Regions from separate parts of the Homo sapiens genome. Here region 1 is linked to region 2. Evidence: chromatin contacts called from ENCODE Hi-C data. All regions are on one chromosome and are shown on one strand. Each heading gives the region's core, a stretch centred on a gene start or an enhancer-like site at or near the end of the contact. The rest is flanking DNA. Distances are from core to core; before and after follow the strand shown. Region 1 overlaps CMSS1 (cms1 ribosomal small subunit homolog). Region 2 holds the start of CLDND1 (claudin domain containing 1).

Region 1 (6,915 bases), core at 2,718-5,217, 1.6 Mb before region 2:
TATTAGCACCAATATGATGTTTGTATACTAAAATACTGACATGAAATTTTTATCAAACCAGCATATATTATCTTTTTTTTTTTTAAAGCAAGCCCAATTCTAACTTATAAATAGGATAACTCAATATTGTTAGTACAATTAATAATGTTTTAGCTGGCTGTTAAACGACTGACATTCCATTTTAGAGTCTGAGTAAGTGAAACTGGGTGTCCTAAATTTCTATTTTAATAATTCCTTATTATTCTTATTTTTTTTGAGACAGGGTCTTATTCTGTCACCCAGGTTGGAGTGTAGTGATGCGAACACAGCTTACTATAGCCTCTACCTCCTGGGCTCAAGTGATCCTCCTGTCTCAGCCTCCCAGTAGCGGGACCACAGACATGCACAGCCATGCTTGGCTAATTTTTTTATTTCTTGTAGAGACAGGGTCTTGCCATGTTGCCCAGGCTGGTCTTGAACTACTAGGCTCAATTCATTGTCCCACCTCACTGTGATTATAGGTGTGAGCCACTGGGCAAAGCCAATTCCTTATTATTTTTACTGAATTTATCTCATTCTGTACTGTTTTACTATGTTAATTCTTGTGGGGATGAAGGCTATCTTGCAATTCCTCTACCTGGAATGTTACTCTTCTCCCCTCTCCATTTCCTTAAATCCTCCTTATCTTAAATACACACTGCCTTGCATTAACTTTTTGTGCTATAAAATCCAGCCATGGCTTAATAGCTAACCACCTTTTTTGTTTAACTACTCTTATTTTTAAACTGGTTGCTGTCCTGAAACACTCTCAGTGAAGTACAAACATACTTGCTTCTCAGATTGTAAGAGAAAGAAATGACTTTGGCTGTTGCCTGAGTCTACTTCTTAAGAACACCATGCATCACTGATTGGGAGCTCACAGGATAACGGCAGATAGAGAGTTTCTGCATGATGGTGTGTTCCCATTTGCTTGGAACCTACGAGCAACATGTGAAAGTATGCAGTTCCTAAGTTCTTTGCATGTCAAGTACAAGCTATCCAAGCATCCACTCTTCTTTCAAAGGACGCTAAATGCAAAACACAGCTGTCTGTGACCTTGGGAGACCTAACCGGAATCTGCAAACAAGCTTATGTAAGCGTACCCTGGCCAGCCTTGTTCCGAAAGCCCTCTCTAATTAAATGAGAGTTTTGATTTCTTATGTGGAACAGTAAAGGGTCTTCTGGGAAGAGACATCTCTTGCAGGAACTGTAATTTGAAAAGTAATTTTTGTCTCTATTGCATCCTTAACTACACAGGACATAATAGTGGGCAAGAAATGATAGCAGAGCTGTAAATACTGAGTAAGTCTGACTAATTCCCAGGCTGCACAAAAGATCTTATTAAACAACTTTATTAATGACCTGGAAATCTGAGAAGACGTTACATTAATAAGTTCCTCACATGGCACTAAAGGTGGAGATGGTAGAAGAAACAGAGGTGAAGTCAAACAATATTCATGGATCCCTGGAGATCAGAAAAATGAACAGTAAAGTACACAGTGAGTTCAGTCTGGCAAAATACAATTAAGTACAAGTATCCAGGAAAAAATAACTCAGAAGACTGACATTCAGTGGGGATGAAACCTCGAAAGCATGTCAAAAGCAACCAGATAGATACTGTAACCCACAGATTAGATAGGATTTTGCAATATAACAGAAATAGCAAAGCATAAAGTAGATGTGAAGCTGTCCATCAGAGGGGCTCAGCACATGCTGACAATGATAAAAGAAAAAGAAGGGTGTTGGGCGGGTGGTGAGTAAAAACAGCTCAGTTATTAAGTCCAAAAGTGTAAGCACCTGGACTTTGGCTTTAAACATTCTTTCAGAAAGATGAAAAGCATCTGAGAGGCCTTTAGAGAGGGAAAAATATATTTACAGAGATAAGCATATGATGAGAGATTAAAGGAATGAAACAGACAAGCCTCCACTGAGCAGTGACAAAAAGAGGTACTTAACTCTGATCAAAATTATTGTTTACATTTTTAAGGGTTTTCCGGGCAAGATAACTAACAAATATATTTCTTAATTATACATATGGCAGATGAAACAGTGAGTTTCCAGGAAGCATCAGCCCTGCCCAAAGCCATGTAGTTGAAAGAAGACTCAGAATCACAGAATTTTAGGCAGGAAATGATCTTAGAAATTACATAGTTTTGTGTCTTCAAAGTGAGGTCTGAGGGCCTATTGCCTGGAGAGCTTATCAGAAATGAAGATTTCTAGGCTCCAACTCAGCTCTCCTGAATCGAATCCTAATACCCCAGAAGGATTAGCTCAAGAAGCTTGTAGAGTTTAAGATAAGTTTATAGATAAGAAAAGTCAAGCTCAGAGATAAATTGCCCCAGGTCAGTCATCAATAGGTCCTGGTTTCAGGTCCAACGATGTTACTATCACTGTGGGATGAAATTCTCCCCAAATCTATAAATTGCCTTTATAATTAGTTATTACCATGTTGTGTAATTTTTCCGAGAATTTATATTATAGATGTTGCTTCATTTAATTCTTGTGTAATAAGGAAAAGAAGATAAAAGAAAACAGAGTCTGCCATCAGTGGGTATAGGAGACAGTTAAAAAAAAAAAAAGAAAAAGAAAAGAGAAGACAAAGATTGGGATATGAAGTAAAAAGCAAAAACCCGAAGCTTCGAATAAAGCTTTGAAGGTAAGAGAACTTATAAAAATGCAAGAGATGTTTAAAGAACAAATTATGGTCTTCCTAACCTCTAAGCTTCCTAAAATAAAAGTGGAATCTCTGCTCGTTATCATAAGCCCTTCTCTCCTGTAGGGTAAAGGACACGAGGATGAGAACCAGACTGTGGGTTGTCTCTGTATCCATTTCTGTGGCAGCAACTAGCATGCTCTAGATTGTTCTCTTGTGTCATTAGAAGTCCATTATTTGAAAGGTAATCATATTGCATTGATATATCTTCTTTTAGCAAAAGCTGACCAGGAAGTGTTTCAGGTTGATCATTTCTGGTTTTGACGATCTCTATCTAATGTAATCCTTGTAGGGAGAATCTGGGTTTGACCCCAGGATAAACCAAAACAAAGGGAACTAACATAGACCAATAAAATATATCCTAAAAAAATATAAGCAATTAAAATAGCTTTATACAAACAAAGGTTTATAAAAAATCATTATTATAAAAGAAAATCAGGCCGGGCATGTTGGCTCATGCCTGTAATCCCAGCACTTTGGGAGGATAAGGCTGGTGGATCACTTGAGGTCAGGAGTTCGAGACCAGCCTGGCCAACACGGCGAAACCCTGTCTCTATTAAAAAGACAAAAATTAGCCAGGAGTGGTGGTGCGCACCTGTAATCCAAGCTACTCTGGAAGCTGAGGTAAGAGAATCGCTTGAACCCAGTAGGCAGAGGTTGCAGTGAGCCAAGATCGTGCCATTGTACTCTAGCCTGGACAACAGAGTGAGACTTCGTCTCAAAAAAAAAAAAAAAAAAAAAAAAAAAAAAAAAAAATCAAATGTTGCACATGCATAGAAAATAAGATTAAAAGAAACATTGGGAACCAAACTTCAACAGAAAGATGTATTTCTCAAGCATAGTTTTTACTAGTTTTTAGATAAATAAGAAAGCTTATTTTATTATAATTTTGCCAAACATACTGGCTATAGAATAAATTTGCAAAATGATTTCTGGAACATGATAAGAGATCCACAGAGAAAAATGTAGCAGAAAGATGGGTATTCAAGTTACATTTTAGAGTAGAAAAGGCCTCTGGAAAACAGATTTCAAAGAACAAGTTAATACAAGGGAAGAAAGCCTCTGATTTTTAATAAAGCCACAACATTGACATCTTGTCTGTTCCCAGAGTGTAGGGATTCAGCAACGGAAACCTTTGCCTTGCATTTTGGAGCTGGCCTGGGAAAGCAGCGAAGAGCTCTCCACAGTCTGTGCCTGGAGGCCCAGGGGGGCTGTCAGATTTAGAGCTCTCGGACTCCACTGCAGGATAAACAGCTTGGGATTCTTCTTTAATGACAACAGCGTATCAGCTCTTTTTGAGGTTACAGCATACATAAACAAGATCTGCCTCATATTTTCCAGTTGTGGAGGAGGGAAGGGAAAAAAAAGGCCCCCACAAACCTTTTCCCGCAGTTAACAGTAGAAGACGACTTGCTTTTACTTGAATGCAAGACTGAAAAAAGGGAAGGAGAACCATGGCGTGCAAAATGGCCACACCGAAAGGAAACAGGAAAACCATTACTTCCTCTGTGAAAACTTCAGTGGGCAATCAAAGGGAAGAAAGGTAATGAATGTTGAATTCTGGTGTTTTAAAAGGAAAGGGACATAAGCTTAAAAAGAGTGAGTGGAAAGATTCTTAATAAAGCCCTCCTGGAGACAAGACCCACAGAGGAATCAAACAGGAGATCTTGCCCGGCACACACCCTACTCTGCATTTGAATGTAGAGTGAACACCGGCTGTCATGTTAGAAGACAGACCAGTGGGTTATTTCCTAGGCTTCCTCAAGGTTTATTACTGGCATGAAAAACTTCCTGGCCTTCTTTGAGGAGCTCTAACAAAATGTGCTAAATGAAGATATTTACTCATAGAATTCCCTCTCTTGCATCCTGGACCCAAGTTCCTTATTTCTTTTTGGATTCAAGAAAACCTCAAGATTTCTGTTTTCTTGACCTAAGCCTACAATTCCCTGCAATCTCCTCTACCCCAGTCTTTTCGAGGAAGCTGCAGACAACATTTACTCTATTTGTATTTAAATGTATACTTTCATGACAGGACAGCTTGCTTCATTTTGCTGTCCTGGGCCAGCAAACTTTTTTTGTGAAGGACTTGATAGTAAATATTTCAGCCTCTGTAGGCTATGCAATCTCTATCACAAGAACTCAACTTTTCTGTTGTAGGATGAAAATAGTCAGATAATATATAAATAAATGAGTATGGTGGAGTTCCAATAAAACTTTATTTATAAAAACAGGTGGCAAACCAGATTTGGCCCACAGGCTATAATTTGTGACTCCTGGTACTAGTTCTCCCCTGTTCTATAATATAACAGCATTCTTAAAAAGTGGTGGGCAGATGAAAGAAACATGATGGTTTCCATTTTATTATGAACATACACATAAACTAATTATGCTTTGCCTCTGATATTAATCAAGATATATATTAAGGAAGTGGATGTAAAAAAAAACTTTAAAAAGTGCTCTTCAAACATATGCTATCATCATTATTCTCCCTACCCTGTGACAAAAGCAGCCTCAGTGTTCACTCTTCTGGCGAGGTTTTCAGTGACAAGTTAGAGGAAGTGGGTAGGTAGTTTATGGGGGAAGGAGAGGATTATTTCTTGTATTGAAGTGACTCATGAGTCCCTAGAATTTGAGAACCTCTGTTCTTTAGCAAGCTGTCCCAATTAAATAACTATACATTATCAAGTGAGGTCAGGTGATAAGTCCTCATCACCTCTGTCCAGTAGATAATCTGTATTTCAGCTGTGTTCAAGCAATCCCATATTTCTGGAAGGCAATAAAGATTTCCTAATTGTTGCAAAGAAGACTGTACCAGCTGGGGATTGGAGGTGGGGTGCGATGGTCGGTTGACAGTTAAAATGCTGGAACTGGATGCCAGAGAAGGTGTCACAACTTTACAAAGTAATGCAAGATATTGCACCACTGCAAATGCCTCAGTTGATGAAATCAGTCATAAGAGAAAATCAGGCACCATTAAGGGCCATCTAGAAAGGGGGGAATCCAGGAAGTCAGCCAGAGACAACTCTGTTACTTGAGCTCCAAGCCTGAATCAAGGAGAGCTCTCAGAGCCATGTTCAAGTTTGAGCCCAGATTTGGAAATGCACAGAATGAACTAGGGCAGGAGGCCAATGAGAAAATTATCTCCTATCAATTTTACACACATTCTATTTCTGACTGAATAATCCTTGGGTTTGGGCTTGGGGAGATAGAGCTGAAAGACTTTGGCACATGAGATTTGCAGTGGCCAAGATCAGTAGACCTTTAGTTCACAGCATATTGCCTAGTGTTTGGTCTTAAAATATGGTCCATGTAACGCTCAAGTGGGTGATGAGTCCATCTTTCTCTTCTGGAAGAATGACAGTTTTAAGTCCATCAAAGATGACAGTTTTATCCTAACGTGCTAATTACTTTGCCACGGAGACAACTGGTCCTCTGAACTGCTGCAGATGAGAGAGTTCCCTATATTTCAGTTTCAGTCTGCCGATCAAGACACCAAATTGTAAAAATGTAATTAGCTGATATGGCAAAGTCCCCCTGAAGACACCTGGTTGATGGGTCACTGGTTCACACCTGGGAAATAATGAAGTTGGGTGCCCAATAAGTGTAAGCCTTGAGAGCTGACAGGAAAAGGGACCAGGGCAGGAAGAAGACAATAAGAGGTGAAAAGTCAGGAGGTAGAGCCAGACAAGGATCATTTGGGGAGGAGCAGTCTTGGCCAAGAAAGAGCAATTATGGAGCAGAATAAAAGAAAGACCTAAGAATGGACCAAGGAAGATCTGTCCAGGATAAAGATGTGTCCAGAAGTTGACTTCCAACACTGGCCCGAGGACATCAAAAATGGGGCTTGGCTCTGACTGGAACCAGTAGGACAGAAGACCCACACCCTTGGGCTATTCTGTACTCTGCCCCCCACCCTTCTCCCATGTAAATTTTAGTGAATGCTTTGAAATCCAGGCAGGCTCAGGAAGAGGAAACAGTATCTACTTTGACTGTCTTTCTCAGGTGAAGGCCAGGCTACAGTTAAGATGGGGAGGCTGGCAGTCTCAGCAGGAACTGAGCATTACTGAGGCAGTTCTTCCCCATAGAACAGGAGGTCACAGTCCCTGTCCCTTACTGTCTTCTTGATGTACAAGTTTCTCCATCTTACCCAGCTAGTTATGTAGCAAATTCAGCTCTCAGGAGAT
Region 2 (6,782 bases), core at 365-2,864:
GCCTCCCGGGTTCATGCCATTCTCCTGCCTCAGCCTCCCAAGTAGCTGGGACCACAAGCGCCTACCAACACGCCTGGCTAATTTTTTTGTATTTTTAGTAGAGACGGGGTTTCACCGTGTTAGCCAGGATGGTCTCGATCTCCCGACCTCGTGATCTGCCGCCTCGGCCTCCCAAAGTGCTGGGATTACAGGCGTGAGCCACCATGCCCGGCGGAAAATAGGGGATTTCTAATGAAGGCCAATGGATGAAGACATTTCCTGGAGTATAAGGGCATTTATGTGTCTTACTACACATTGACAATTTGCCTGTGCCTCTCCATCACTTTCTCTAGTTGGTGCCTCTGACAAATTTTTTTTTGATTATATGCTGTATATGAAAATCCAGAGTCATGTTTGAATATATTTGGCTACTACCTTATTATGTGCTGCATATGAATATCAGTTTCACCCACTCAGGTCAAAGAAATGTAAGTACAGATAGAGAAACATATCATGCCTTTAATCTGTCAAAGTGGTAGAAATTTAATATCAACTTGCAGCTCCCATCTTTCTCCTATGCTAAATTACAAGGCATTAGGGGACAGAGTGGGGGTTTGAGAGCCCCTCTGGTCCTTGAGTCAGCTTTCTCTGTCGGTTACTGTTGAGAAATCCACCATTTGCTGGTCCCAGGCCACGTTAATAGTTCCACTCATGTTATTGTTAAGATGTCCCTGCTTCCTGTCCATGAATTTCTGTGTTAAACCTGAGGGTTCAGAATCATTGTTGCCCCTGTGCCACACATCATCTGCAATCTCCAATGCTGTCCATGACCTTATCTGCTTGAGTGATGTTCCCCAAATTTCAGTCTTTTTCCTACTATACCCACAATTTTTTATTCATTTTTTGACATATCTGGTATCCTCAGTATTATTAACTTAATAGTTTTTAAAATAAGTGAAAAGAATTTAAAAGGAACAACATTGCTGCAATAGAAAACTAGTATCACTTGTCATAAAAAGAAGGCAGCTACAAACACATTTTATGAAACCCAAATAATATCATTACATTCTTGATGGATACTGTCTGCCAGGTCACATACTTCTTAGCCTAAACTTATGCAATAAAACCAGAAGGATGCTCTGCTCCAATGGGAGGGATTCTGGGAGAGGGAAATAAAATGGGTCAACGTTTCACAAGTAGAATCCCATTTTTGTTCATTTATACTTAGATCTAGAGGCAGGGTGGTGTGATAGGGAAAGCACAGGCCTAAAAGTCAGATCTAAGTTATACAAGTCACGGTCATTGACTCGAGATGACCGGAAACAGGCCCGCTTTACTTTCTGGACCATTCTCCCTTCCTCCCTAAAATGCAAGAATCCAACAGCCTAGACTTCCCTTCTGCGTACCGGCTTGCCCTGAGGAGCTGAACTACATCTCCCACAATGCGCCGCGCGCGGCGCCAGGAATGCCTATCGCCGCCTCAGACAGCTTTCAGTCTGTCCCTCCTACAACTCCCACAAGGCCCCTCGGCCCCGGGCCGCGGCCCGGCCCGGAGTGGGGGCGGGCGGAGGCGCGGGAGTTATGGAGGGGGCGGGCTCTGCAGGGAAGTGCGTCAGAGGAGGCGCGGGGAGAGTAGGGTGCTGTGGTCTGAGCTAGAGGGTGAAGCTGGCGGAGCAGGAGGATGGGCGGTGAGTGAGCGGGACCTGCGTCGCCGGGCAGGGGTCGCGTCGCGGTTCCATGTTCCCGGCGGTTTGAAGAGGGGCCCCCTTCCCGGGCGTGGTCGGGCTGGGCGGGTTCCGAGCGGCGGATTTGTCCCAGGGCCGAGCCCTCTAGGGCGGGGCCTGGTCGGGTACCGGGGGACCCTGGCCCGGGGCCGAGCACGGCTGCCCCGCCCCAGCCCTGGCCTTCTCCGGCCCCGCCGTGAGGCCCAGGAGGTGGCTGCTGCAGGCGTCCGGCTTGGACGAACCGCCGTTCCCAGTGCTGGGACCCTTTAAGGTCATTTGAGAGCACCAGGATGAAGGGGGGATTTTTAAAAAATCAAAATACAAATCCAACTTTTTGAGTTTTCGTTGTCATTGCTCTTATCTTTCCTGAGTCACTTCCCATTTTCCAAACTCAGCAACCCCAGTTTGCGAGTCTGTTTTCATGAACCTTTGTAAGGTGTTTGGTGCGGTCACGGTGTATACTTGCCGTGTAGTATTTGACTCAGCGCGATCTGCCTTGAGTCATTTTACCGCGGCCATTTACTACTGCCGTTGAGCCCTGTCCACGCCTTGGGAGTGTTGATATGTTGAGAGTTTTCTGTCTGGCTGAGGAGGGATCATTTAGTTTTTGCGGACGTATGTTGCACTGAGGATTTAGGGAGAGAGCAAGATTTCTGTTGAGGAGGTTCAGAAGTATAAGGAATCGGGAGAGTAGATAGGAGTGAAGCATTTGGCAGCGTAAAGAAGCTTGGCTTAGCTTTAATGGATTAGGGAGAGATTGCTATCTAGCATTATTACATGTTATTGTTCTCTTTGCTATTTTATACACCTAGAACAACCTTTCCCTCGGGGTTAACAAACATCTTCAACTCTGTTTTCTGTATGGCTCCTGACTCTTACCTTTGTTTTAGGAGGCTTCCCTCTTCAGAGGAAACTGGGAGAAGCCAATTTCCACTGCTTCTTTTTCCTGTGCCTTTTTAACACTCAAACCCAGAACACTTAATCCTCTGCAGCTCGTGCAAAAATTCAGTCTGTAATTTAAAATGTGTGCACGGTACACTGCTGACCATGGGCATGTCTATTGTTTGTATCTGTAATGTGTATGTCCATTTCAGTGTTGTCTGTTTTAGTATGCAGGTGATAGACTAGAGAACAAGACCTCTGTCTCCGTAGCATCCTGGGTATGTGAGCATTCAATAAGTACTTTTATGAGAATGAGTTTTGTTTTAAGCTTAATTAAAAACATGCTTGCTTTCTAAAAAAAATTCTTAATGGTTATATGTACGAAGGGATGGGGAATTGGGTAAAGGGTGCATTTGGAATAATTCAAAATAATCTTTCTTATTTGTCCGTAAACTCTAACTTATCTTCTTTCTTCAACTTCTAAACAGAGCAGTCTGAATGCCAGAATGGATAACCGTTTTGCTACAGCATTTGTAATTGCTTGTGTGCTTAGCCTCATTTCCACCATCTACATGGCAGCCTCCATTGGCACAGACTTCTGGTATGAATATCGAAGTCCAGTTCAAGAAAATTCCAGTGATTTGAATAAAAGCATCTGGGATGAATTCATTAGTGATGAGGCAGATGAAAAGACTTATAATGATGCACTTTTTCGATACAATGGCACAGTGGGATTGTGGAGACGGTGTATCACCATACCCAAAAACATGCATTGGTATAGCCCACCAGAAAGGACAGGTATTTCTCTTATTTTAACTTCTGTCTTCTTCACCTGGTTAATAATAGACAAAACGACGTAATGATTGCCCAATTACATGTAAGCAGGTTTGTTGGTTCTCTCTCTCCTTAAAGAAATAAATCGTGTATCTTCTCTTTCTACTGCCTTCTCTCCCCAACTTCTTTGCATTACCATGGTACTCATCAATATTGGTTGGATGAGGAACTTTTCTTATCTTGGGAAAGCCTTAATGGCTTTTTTTTTTCTTATTTACTCACTCATTAAAATACTTTTCATTACTCTAACACATGTTATAAAGAAATAGTTGGAAAAGTACATCGAAAGACTTTTAAAAATATTTGGTAACTAGTAAAAGGACTACCATCGAAAATCAACTCAAAAAATTGTCCTTTTATGGGTTAGCTGTATTATAATACATATCTATCATTTGCCCCTGTGTCTTAGAGGATATAATTTGACCAGCTCTACATTTAATCTGTGTAATTATGAGACTGTTTTACAACAATCTTGATGCAGAGTTGGTAGGTTAAGAAATTTGTATTACAGAAGTTAAAAAAAAAAAACCAAAAACTAGATTTTTAGGTTTATTTTACAGGCATTCTTATTTAACACTTAAAGATTTTGATTTCCAGTTATTAAAATGGTAGCTTTAGAACTCTTTGTAAGGAACAACTTTACAGTTTATTTATGACTACTTCTGTTGGCCCCTTAGTGGGGAAGCATTGTATTCAAATCATAGCAGAACAGGCTTGAGTTATGATATATCAAAAGGATGATAATATGTCACTGTATCTGGAAAAAAAGATAATTTGGAAGGAAAGGAGAGAAAGTTGGTTAAAATTCATTGTAAAATGTTCAGTTTGACTTATGAGGTTACAGGAGCACTTGATATTGAAATTGGAGTTGGAATTGGAGTGTTACCATTTAGTCATTCATTAAACAAATAATTTATTGCATGTCTCCATGTTCCAGGGCCTCTTAGCTGGGAGAACATCAGGAAAGAACAAAATCCTTACTCCTGGGGAGCTAGCATTCTAATAAAGGATGACAGGCAGTGAACAGAATATAACAGTATAAACAGAATAAATAATTATTCAGTATGTTAAAAGATGACATGTGCTATGGCAAAATAGAACACAAAAGGGATTTGGAAATATGTGGGAAAAGGAATATTGGTGGCCATAGGTTATGATTTTCAATAGGATACTTAAAGTAGGTCTCATTGAGAAGACACCACTTGAGTAAAGAATGTAGTTAAAGACTAGACAAAAGAGTTGGCCATATGGGTAAATGGGGAGGAAGTCATTTAGGTTGGAAAGGACATCTACTGCAAAGGCTCTATGGCGGGAGCATGCCTGAAATATTCAAGGACCAGTAAGGAAGCCACTGGGCTGGAATGGAGGGAGAGACGGGAAGTTGGGTATGCTGTTAAAGACCTACTTTGGGAGTGGGACTGGGGCAAATCCTGGAGGACTCTAGGCAGAATGAGAACTTTGGTGTTGACTCCAGATACAGTGCTGAGCCCTGATCTGGTCACCCTGGCTGTTGTGAGAACAGAGGCAGCAGACAAAGGTGGAAACTAGAAGACTATGGTTAGGAGGTTATAGAAGTAATTCAGGTTAAGTGATGATTATGACTCACACCAGAATGGTAGCACTGAGCAGCAGCTGGATTCTGGACATAGTTTGAAGGAAGAATTCCTGGGATTTCCTGATGGAGTGTAAATGTACAAGAATTACTCTAAAGTTTCTGGTCTGAGGAACTGGAAGTGTGGATTTGGCATTCCCTGAGATGGGAATATGGTTGATAAAGCACGGTTGCATGAGAAGATCAACATTCCTATTTATTTCAGTCTTTGTTCCCTCCCCTTCTTCCTAGGCTTTCTACATAGCTATTCTGCCATTCATTTTACTGCTTCCACTTTATTTTTCTTCCTTGTGCCTATGTCTTCAGCCTGCCACTGAGAACCAGTGGCATCCATTGGACATCTATGAAACCTGTGTGTCAGTCAGGGCCAGAGAAGTTGCTGACCCCTCTGGAAACATCCTTTACTGTTTTACTTCAGAGAATAATTACTGAAAGAGATTTTTGTTAAATGTTTATAATTAAAACAACAGGCAATTGTTCTTGTTCCAGAGTCATTTGATGTGGTCACAAAATGTGTGAGTTTCACACTAACTGAGCAGTTCATGGAGAAATTTGTTGATCCCGGAAACCACAATAGCGGGATTGATCTCCTTAGGACCTGTGAGTACTTTGATTTCACCAGGACAGTTGGGGGAACAAAGATAATTTTATTTGTCTCTTTTTGGACTATGTTTTTGGAATAAGATGAGTTAGTAGATTGTGCCAACGTGAAATAAAATCTCTAACAGTATCCAGTGAACTCTATTCTGTTGATATTTTAGAAGGTAGATACATGCTTACCAAATTTCAAATGATTTGAAGTTGACAGGGCCAACTACTTCATTGGATGATGGGATCTAGACCTTCAAAAGATGTTATTAATGGGCCCATTTAGTAAAAGGAAATTTAGTTGAGATAACTTATACATTCCTATATTTGAATTAAACACTTTCCACTGCTTGAGTTCAGGTAAGTATATGTGAAAAAAGTTTACTGCAAGCTCTAAATGAGTCAGTGAGTTGTCAGGCCTGTCAAAAGTGTTTATCCAGTCTTAGGTGATAGTAACAAAAGGGTAGATGTCAAAAAAGATGAAAGTATTTATTAGGAACAACCTATTCCCTGATGGTCAGGCAGCCCATGAAATACTGTCTTCAGATTTGAGCCTCAGTTTTCAGGGCTATAGGGACTTGCCCAGAAGAATGACCATGTTGTAAGAGAAAAGGTTGAATAAGAGGTAGGTATTCAGTTTTATAAAGAGAATGTGTAGCAAGCAGTTTATTACTAGGAGAGTTTGAAAGAAAGTAAGTTAGAAAAACACATAAGAAGTTCCAGAAAGCAAAACCAGCACCAAAAGGTGTAAAGTTTAGTCAAGATTGATATGAATGCATTTCTAATAATGAATATTATTGGAAAATGGAATGGCATGTTTTGTGAGGTCATCAGGTTTTCTTCCCATGTTGATGAGAGATTTATGATAATTAAAACTACCTTTAGATTCTCTGCTTTGTGCTTTATATATATTCTTCAACAGCCCTATAAGACAGGTCATTTATAATTACCATTAATTTACTTGTTGTTACTGCCTTTAGATCATATAAAGACCTAGATATTGTTGGTAGGTAGAGTCAGACTGATTTTTGTATCAAATCCTGGCTCTACCACTTACTGTGTTATTTTTACAAGTTATTTATGACTCTTGCCTCAGTTTCCTTAATTACAAAATGGAATTAATAATAATACAGCTGTAGCTATGGGGGATTGGATTCAGGACC

Evidence for each region. A loop is a pair of places that touch in the nucleus more often than their neighbours do. Pooled maps may share reads with other maps.
Region 1: a pooled map shows a loop between it and region 2 (4-fold over the local background). The contact joins the enhancer-like site here to the promoter of CLDND1 in region 2. A Hi-C loop is called at or near these places in 5 of 50 pooled maps.

The regions. Positions count from the first base shown.
Region 1 is chr3:100,071,248-100,078,162 of GRCh38, reverse strand. All of the region lies in intron 1 of CMSS1 (cms1 ribosomal small subunit homolog), which reads right to left. All of the region lies in intron 1 of FILIP1L (filamin A interacting protein 1 like), which reads left to right. Among named protein-coding and RNA genes, the nearest start is that of FILIP1L, 40 kb to the left of the region's middle. RefSeq lists enhancers at 3,616-4,150, 4,151-4,685 and a silencer at 5,227-5,306. Within about 2 kb of position 3,967, at least 10 of the 41 ENCODE cell types and tissues checked have a DNase peak (open chromatin) inside an H3K27ac peak, as active enhancers do.
Region 2 is chr3:98,517,734-98,524,515 of GRCh38, reverse strand. CLDND1 (claudin domain containing 1) reads left to right here and starts at 1,614. Exons shown (of 5, transcript NM_001040181.2): 1 at 1,614-1,667; 2 at 3,074-3,383; 3 at 5,521-5,631. The coding sequence starts at 3,092. It overlaps CLDND1-AS1 (CLDND1 antisense RNA 1), which reads right to left and starts at 1,946. Exons shown (of 2, transcript NR_198998.1): 1 at 1,683-1,946. RefSeq lists an enhancer at 36-165 and silencers at 1,368-2,007, 2,058-2,167.